Linked DNA regions of Homo sapiens: region 1 is linked to region 2. A link is a loop called in an ENCODE intact Hi-C map of the cell type or tissue named here. Cell type or tissue: breast epithelium. All regions are shown on one strand. Region 1 overlaps RBM14-RBM4 (RBM14-RBM4 readthrough). Region 2 overlaps CNIH2 (cornichon family AMPA receptor auxiliary protein 2).

Region 1 (4,000 bases), 360 kb before region 2:
CTAACAGGAGGAAACAATTAATTTAAAAAAAAAATCTGAGAAACTATCGAAGTAAAGACCAGCTTCTTTATCTCCCCATCATCATAACCCAACTTCCCTGAAAGGGTAATGCCTGGCATACAGTAGGTGCTCAGTATTTGTTGAATGATTCTGAGAAATGCTCTGACACAGTCCTGTATCTGTAGAAACTGGAGCAAGAAGGTACAGACCAAACATATGGAAGACAAATAACTGTTTCAAGAAAAACGTGAGGCTGAGGCGGCAGTTCTTGCACTCAGCCCCATCATTCAACAAGGTATCTAAAGCCTCATATGTTGGGTCATTTCTCCATGCCTATGATTTAAAGGCTGTAAACCCAAGTAATGAGGTGCTAGTGGGACCATTCAGGCATTCTTTGGATTTTGGCAGAGCTAAACAAATAGATGGTGAAAGGCATCAACACATGTCACTGGCCTAGTTAGCAAAGTACTCTTGGAGCCACAGCTTCATTTTTTCACATGGCACGAAGAGCGAAAACTGACTTCCTCTTCCCCTAAACCCCTCCTTTTCCCTGGAAATTAAGTTAAGCTAGATACACTGACTGGGTGATTGGAATGGTAGTCTTAAGGGAAGGTGGTGACTGTTTCTCTAGAAGAGAAGACCTACATCTGTAAACTAAAAGTAGTTGGTTTTATAACAAAGGTGGACCAGTGGGAAAAGTCTTCATTGGAATAAGGCTGCCTGCCTGGGCTTCTGTATAACCTCCTTCCTCTGGCACCTACAAGTCCTACTTACAATAAACAAAATAACTACAGTGACGTTCACCCAAAGCTGAGTGTCTTAAAACTTTATACCCTCCCCTTCAAGGTACAAATGAACCCCCAAACAAGCCCAAGCAAGAAGTCTCGCAAAGCACACATACCCTAAGTTGAAAAACCATTTATTTCACCGGAAAGAAAAAAAGTGATCCAACTCTATAGGTCTAGCCTTTGGACCAAAAAGAGACCCTGGAGCAGTGAGACTCTCACCAAGGTCATTCCCAAATCCAACAGCCGCAGGAGGCAGGAGGCAGGGAGGAGACAGCACAGCCCCCACCACAGTTTCTGCACACAATGAGGCCTGCTGGGAGAAGAGAACATGAATGGGAAGCTACAGAAGTATTGAAGGACAGAAGAACAGGAAAATGGGCAGGAGAGGAAAGGAAAGGAAAGGAAGAGAAGGTCTGAACTTAGCAAGGTAAATTAAGGTCCACGGTTCCTGAGGGACTGAACGCACAGAGCCGAGAACGTCCCGGAGATGGGGTACCACGAAGGGTGTATTCTCATGCACAACCGCAGCTCGGAATTTCAGCCCACACACATCCCACCTGAAAGAGAGCACAATACAGCGGCTTTACAGCAAAGCTCAAAAGGGCTTTCCCATTTAAAACTTCAACATCTTTACAAAGTCTGATAACTTGACACTCCTTTTAAGTTTACTTGTACCCTTCTCCCCCAGTATCACAGTAATCTCTAACAATGAAAAGAGCTTGAAGGCCAGAGAGTAACTGGGGAGGCTAAACAACCTCAGACTAAGGTCTTAAATTAATAGCAAATCTTGTTTCATAAAAGTAGGCAAAGAGACATTCCTTGCTCTTGATGATGTTAACATTAGCATTCCTCAGAGAAGGTAATTCCACATCACAAGCTGTCAGCAGAGGATAGGAAAAATGGAAAGGTTCCAATTAGCTCCCTGAGGTTTAAAAAAAAAAAATTAACAGTATTTTCTATCTAGGAGTTACTGCCAAGGTCCGAGTTAAAAATCATTCAAAGTCTAGATAGAAGTAGCATCAACTGCACAAGTTTTAAGACCTGAGGACATCCAATTCCAACTAGGGAAGAAACTAACTTTGGAAAGAAGGTGCAGAAGGGCATGTATAAGCTACACATCAAGTCTCTTTTCCAGCCCAATCAGTGACTGCCTACCCAATGACCCTGGGAAAGCCACATACCTTCTGCCCTAACTGCAAAGATGACAGTTATCTATCACTCACACAGTTACTATAATTAAGGATCAATGGTAATGTGTGGGACATACTGGGAGCTATTCAAAACTAAGGGCATTGAGATTTACCCTTAAGTACAACAATAATCTCAAACACCTAGAGCCCAAAGCTGGCAAGTATCAGAAGAGAATATATTCAAGGAGAGCCAAATGGATCATGGGGCTCAAAATGTATGACAGTGGAAAAAGCCAGCGGACTCAGGGTAGAGCTGCTGGCTCAAGAGTATTAAATGCCCAAAACAGCTAGTGAGAAGATGAAGAAGGGAGTGATTTGCTTATGGCAAAGCTCCCAACCCTGGATTTCAACATTACCAAAGGAGTAAAATTAACAGGTGTGCCTGCATTCTTAAAACATATACCCTGAGAAAGTAGATGATGTCAAAACTAGAACTGTGGGAATAGTTACTTAAAAAAAAAAAAAACCCTAAGTAAGTGACAGGCTGGGCTGTTATAGGACAGACTGAAAGATATAGCAATGGAGTGGGCACTCTATTCAGGGAATAAATCTGAGCTGGGCAGAGAAGGTGAGTGTTAGCATCTATGCCCAGACTTCCTTGTGGAACTTTATAAAAGATAAGTTTTGTATTTCTCTCTACCCCAACTTACCATCAAATAAGTTCTATAAAACTCATAAGGGTTGAACGGTTCAGGAATGTCAGAAATACGCTTCAAGATTAAGATGATGCCATTTTGGTAGTCTTCTTAGTAACTGGGACCTGAGCAGTGATGACCAGTTAACTACAGTTATGGACTTTATCATCAGGGGTCATATCAGAACTTTCACACAGCACAAAACAGAATAGGAAACTTGAAGACCTTAGGAATGTCGCACACGTAGGAAACTTAACAAAGGCTCTAAGAAACAAAACACCTGAGCCTGAACGTGTGGGTCCCCAGGTAAGGTTCAATTATAGTATAGTACATAGGTGACCCAAGATTCACCAGCACATCATTCTTTATTTTTCTAGGCACAAATAGAATCAAATTGACTCCCACTACCAGAAGCCCTGAAAAATAGCCATGAGGGCCAAGGAACTCTATGTATTTTAAAGTTAAGCAGTTAGGACTTCTCTCTAGCCTGTGAGCCATCCTAGTAACCTTCCCCTAACCCTGCAAAAGCAAGCAAGCAAGCAGGGCAGCCTAATTGGAGCCCTTTAGGCTGCAGGAGGGATGGCAAAACCAGAAGAGGGAACACCCCACCCCTCTCACCTCAAGCTTTAAAAGGCTGAGTACCGCGCCCGATCGGCATACTGCTCCCGCTCATACCGGGCCATGTCGTACAGAGAATTCCGCGCGGCTGCTGAAGCTTGGGACAACTCACTCTCATGCCCGTAACCGTAGCCCTCTCCAACAGTGGGGACTGGGGCTGTAGCGCGACGCAGGGGGCTCCGATCCCGCCCGTAATATGAAGTGGAAGCTGCAGTAACAGCAGCAGCGGCTGCTGCTGCAGCAGCAGCTGTGGCAGCAGCTCCTGAGGTCGGCAACAGGTGTCTATCGTAGGGATCGAGAGAGGTGGAGGTGAGGTGACTGGCCATGGCTGTATTCTGGACTTGTGGCAGCTGGGACAGGGTCTGCTCTGCGTAATTATACACGGAGGCAGCTGCAGCTGCCACTGCCTCATAGGACCGGGCAGCACGGCAGCGCTTGTAGTAGGCATCGAGCGCTCCGTACGCGTTGTTGTAATACAATGAATCCCCATAGCTCATGGTGTAAGGCGTACGCACTGCTCCGTATTGCTCATTATATTGCTCGGTCAAGTCTGCCACGCGGCCTGAACGATCTATCGGACACTCTTTGGACCAGTGCCCCTCTTTCCCGCACCGATAGCAGCCGCTCTGGTCTCCCATCCCGGGCGCAGTCCTAAGCCGGCTGGTGGACAACTGCACGTGCATTCGTTTGCCTTGAAGAAACAGACGCAAGAAGGGTTGCTATCACTCTTAGTCATAGCCCCAGCCCCTACCCCAGACACTGGTCATAG
Region 2 (4,000 bases):
AGTTTTTCATTCATTGAAGATTTGATTTCCTTGACTTTGTCTGACCCTTGTTCCTGGGGCCTGATGGGGAGCTACAGATACCTCTGCGCCTCTGCATTGCCCAGGGGATCGGGCTTGGGGCCGTCTAGGAAGAAGGTGGACCCAGGGAGGGCTTCATGACTTTGGTGACCTTGATACTGCCTTGTAAGGGTTTCAGCAGCCTCAGCTGGGAAAGAGAAGATGGAAGGAGGCTGCTGAGGGGACCTGGAAGGCGTCTGATCCCTCTGGGGGGCTCCAGCAGGGTCTGTGGGCTAGTGGGGTGAGACAAGCCAGGCTGGGGATTCAGCTTAGGGCTGCCCCCTATACAGTCCCTGTAATCGGCCCCCATCTCCTCTTCAAGCTTTCCAGGAGCAGAACCGGGGCCCACATATTTGCAGTAGTTTATTCATATTTTGTCACAAATGGCCGGGGAGGGGGTGCCGGACTCCTCCAGGCGACATAGAAAATAGGTCCAAGAGACAAGGTGGGCTGAGGTTGGGGCAGATGGAGACAGGGCTGGAGAAAGAGCCTGGGGGAGAGGGGAGGGCAGACTAGGGGTGGGGCTGCCCCCCTGCTGAGCCTGCTCATTCCCGGTGCGGGTACCCCCCCACCTGCAGGGGGAGCCTCAGGGTGGGGGTGGAGGGGGATGGCCCAGAATTTCCAGGGTCAAGCTCTGCCCCTTGGCAGGGCCCAAGTTTCCCCCGAAATGGACAAGGCCGGAGGTCCTGCCCCTTCCAGGAATGACTGCCATGCCCACAGGCTGGCAGAGGAGCCCCTGCCCCTGTTTAGAGCTCTGCCCAGCCGCTCTAGTCCAAGGGGGAGGGCTCTGAAGGCGGGGTGGGGGGGGTTCCCCGCAGCAGCAGTTTGGGGGTTGGAGAGGCTGGGGGCACCAGTGCCCCCTCCCTCCCCAGGGCTGAGGCCTCTGCGGCCAAGGGGCAGGGCTGGGGGTGCACAGGCGTCCGGTCCGTTCTGGGCTCGCTCCCTGGCCGGCTTCCCCCTTAGAAACTCACCAACGTATAAACCATACTGTAGGAAGATGAGCCAGTGAGCCTAGCCCTGCACACACACAGCCACCCAGATGCCCACCTGGTCACACCCTGGGCTGCCCTCAGTCCTCAGGGGCAAAAGGCAGGAACTTGGGATTGGAAGCGTGATGCTGGGACATCCCTTCCCTGAGTTCTGACTGCTGTGGGCAAGGCCTCACCTGTACAGGTAATAGAAGAAGGAGAGCAGGTAGAAGGCAAGTTTGCACCAGGACTCCTTCTGGCAGTAGTTGAGAATGTCAGCATTCATGATGGAGACCGCATCATACATGACCTCAGAGCCATCTGCAGGACGGTGGAAGTACCTGGGGCAGACAGGGGCCTGAGTGTCTGCCATCAGGACTCCCACCCCCATCCTGCCCCTGTTCCCCATCTCAGCCTCCCCAAGGCAGCTGCTACCCTCACCTCCAGAGGTGGTAGAAGAGGAGGGGGATGTTGAGGCCCAGGGTCACCCACTCTGCTGCACACAGAAACATCAGACAGAAGAGGCCGTGGATGGAGTATTCTGGGACCACCAGCTGGGGGAGTGAGGGTGAGAGGTCAGCGGCCTGGTGCTATGACAGACCAGCCTTCAAGGGGACAGAGAGGAGCTGGGGTTTGGGAGGTGCCCACCCACCGTGACCTCTGGGGATTAAAAGGCCTCTGGCTTCCCACTCCCTCCCAAGTAGAGTGGATCAAACAGGCCCAAAGCAGGGGAAGGCCTGGTTCTGGGCCACAGACAGTGGGGGCAGCGCTGGGCTAGGAGCCTCCTGCCCCCAGCCCTGACACTGACCTTCCTCAGGAGGCAGCAGATGCGTTCGATGTTTTTTAAACGCTCGCGCTGTTGGGGGAAGGAAAAGGCCGCGATGGGGTGGCGGAGAAGCAGGTACTGGAGCAGCTCCCACCGCTCCACATGTGGCCGCCAGGGGGCGCCAGAGCGATCTCTGCGGCACTGTCGGCACGGCCGGGAAGCAGCCGCGCCGTCCCCATGGCGACCGTCACCATGGAAGGGCCTTCACCCGCGTCTCCATGGCAACGGCCCAGAGCCTGGCAACCACCGCCCCGCCAAGAGGAACTCAGCCCTGAGCCCGCGCCAGGTGTTTGCTGGGGGCGGAGACAGAGAGGAAGGGGGCATGGCCGTAGGCCCCCCACCCCACCCCCGTCTTCCCGTCTCCCACCCCCAGCCCACGACAGATGGAAAGACAGACGGACGGACACACCTCGGCACAGCACATGTATCACTTACTGCCCGCGCAGGGTTCCCCTGGTCGATGGGGTTCTTGAAGTCGGTCCGCAGCTCATCAAAGGCTATGATCTGGGGGAGGGGCGTGTGCCCGTCAGGGTTGGGGCAGCAGCTTATGGCCTTCCCCCAAGTCCTTCTGTGGGATAGTTTACTGAAGAGGACCAGCCAGGTGGAGCTTGTTGCAAAGGTGGAGAAACCGAGGTCCAGGGAGGAGCAGGGCCTGGTCCAAGGTCATTACAACAGTCCAGAAGGGAACCCTAGCGTCTGGATGCCCAGTTCAGGCCCATGTCCACTACACCCCCTTCCAAAACATCCCAAGACATGGCTTCGTGTCTGCCCTGCCAAGTCTCAGGCCCTGTGCTGAGCACTGGGGCTCCAGAGGCCTGGGATGCAGCCCCTGCCCAGGAGGAACCCAGGCCCAGAGGGATGATCACTCTGCCTTCCAGGTGATCAGGGTTTGGGGTACAGGGAGGACCTGGAGTGGGCGCTTAACCCTGTGTGGGGGGTGAGGGAGTTCAGGCTGGACTCGGAGTAGGTGTTGGTGAGCAAATGGGGGAAATGCAGTCCAAGCAGTAGAAGGTGCAATGGCAGAGGGGTGAAAGGTCAGGAGACATTCAGGAGGCTGCGGGTTTCATGGGGCTGGCGTGACAGCGCAGCGAGCAGGAAGAAAAGAGAGAGTGGTGGAAGAGGAGCTGGAGAATTCAGCAGAGCCAGACATGGGCGCCCTGTGAGGCCAGAGCAGGAGTTTGGACTTACTTTAACACAAAAATTTTGGGGGGAGGCATTGAAGAGTACACAGCAGCAGAGTGGGGTGGTCAGGTCCATGTCTTAGGATTGGTCCATGTCTCAGGATTGGTGGGGCAGGAAATCCGAGCTCACTGACAGTCACAGCTGAGATCTAAGTGGTGCTTCTCCTGGCCGGTATGTGGATTCACTCATTTAATTCTTAACAACCTTATGACTTAGGTACTAGTTTTATTTTCATGTCTGTTTTGCAGATGAGGAAGCTGAGGCAGGTTAAGTGACTTGTCCAGGGCCACACGGCTGGTTAGTGGATTCTAACCCAGTGTGACTCCAGAGTTAAAATTCCTAACCACTGTGTCATACTCAGGCCAGACCAGCAAGGGGACGGTTTGGAGGGTTAGGGGCAGGGCTGATGGTGGTCTGAGTGAGGAGAGTTGTAGTGGAGACGGAAGGCGTGCATGGGATTCTACAGCTCTTTAGGAGCCAGACTCCAGAGGGTTCAAATGGCTGAGAAGTGAAGGCAGAAATCTAAGGTGGCTTCAGGTGTTGGGGTGTCTGGCAGACGGCAGTGTCCTCACGGGTGGAAACTCTCCAGGGGAGCAAGTGTTTGAGGGGATGATGGGATGGGAAGGAGCTGACAGGTGACTTGGGGGAAATGGGCTGGCAGAGGAGCCTGCTGGGGTCCCCTCCTGTCGGCTCCAGCCCTAGGATGAGGCAGCAGGCCCACCACCCCCAGGCATCCCAGGCCCCAGACGGCTCAGAGAGAAAGAACATGGGCTTCCTGGAGGGAGCTGAGGCCATCTGGATCATCCCCCCTCCCCGCCCAGCTCCCCATTGACTCTGGGCAGCGCCACTTGGCACGCACAGCAACAGGGTCCACAGGGAGCAGAAGGGTGCCGTCTGTACCCCAGAGCTGGCACCACCAGCAGGCGGCGGGCGTCACCCCTCCCACCCCCCAGGCTGCCTGGCGCTG

What was found. A loop is a pair of places that touch in the nucleus more often than their neighbours do. Peaks named below come from ENCODE experiments on the same cell type or tissue, not always from the same donor. Only the 100,000 strongest peaks of a DNase experiment are listed, where the experiment ranks them.
Region 1: it touches region 2 in a loop (5-fold over the local background); 1 of 110 quality-filtered maps calls a loop at or near these places.

What each region holds. Positions count from the first base shown.
Region 1 is chr11:66,643,372-66,647,371 of GRCh38, reverse strand. RBM14-RBM4 (RBM14-RBM4 readthrough) reads right to left here. Exons shown (of 2, transcript NM_001198846.2): 2 at 904-1,345. The coding sequence ends at 1,326. RBM4 (RNA binding motif protein 4) reads right to left here. Exons shown (of 4, transcript NM_002896.4): 3 at 3,232-3,922; 4 at 904-1,345. The coding sequence ends at 3,240. Among named protein-coding and RNA genes, the nearest start is that of RBM4, 6.7 kb to the right of the region's middle. RefSeq lists an enhancer at 3,565-4,000. In breast epithelium, no CTCF peak of the experiment used is centred here; no DNase peak of the experiment used is centred here; H3K4me3 peaks cover 2,728 bases.
Region 2 is chr11:66,280,614-66,284,613 of GRCh38, reverse strand. CNIH2 (cornichon family AMPA receptor auxiliary protein 2) reads right to left here. Exons shown (of 6, transcript NM_182553.3): 2 at 2,287-2,355; 3 at 1,834-1,881; 4 at 1,467-1,579; 5 at 1,223-1,366; 6 at 408-1,044. The coding sequence ends at 1,017. YIF1A (Yip1 interacting factor homolog A, membrane trafficking protein) reads left to right here. Exons shown (of 8, transcript NM_020470.3): 8 at 1-34. Among named protein-coding and RNA genes, the nearest start is that of CNIH2, 4.4 kb to the right of the region's middle. RefSeq lists an enhancer at 1,665-2,168. In breast epithelium, CTCF peaks have their summits at 1,756 and 1,957 (motif pointing right); a DNase peak (open chromatin) is centred at 2,013; H3K4me3 peaks cover 552 bases; H3K27ac peaks cover 261 bases.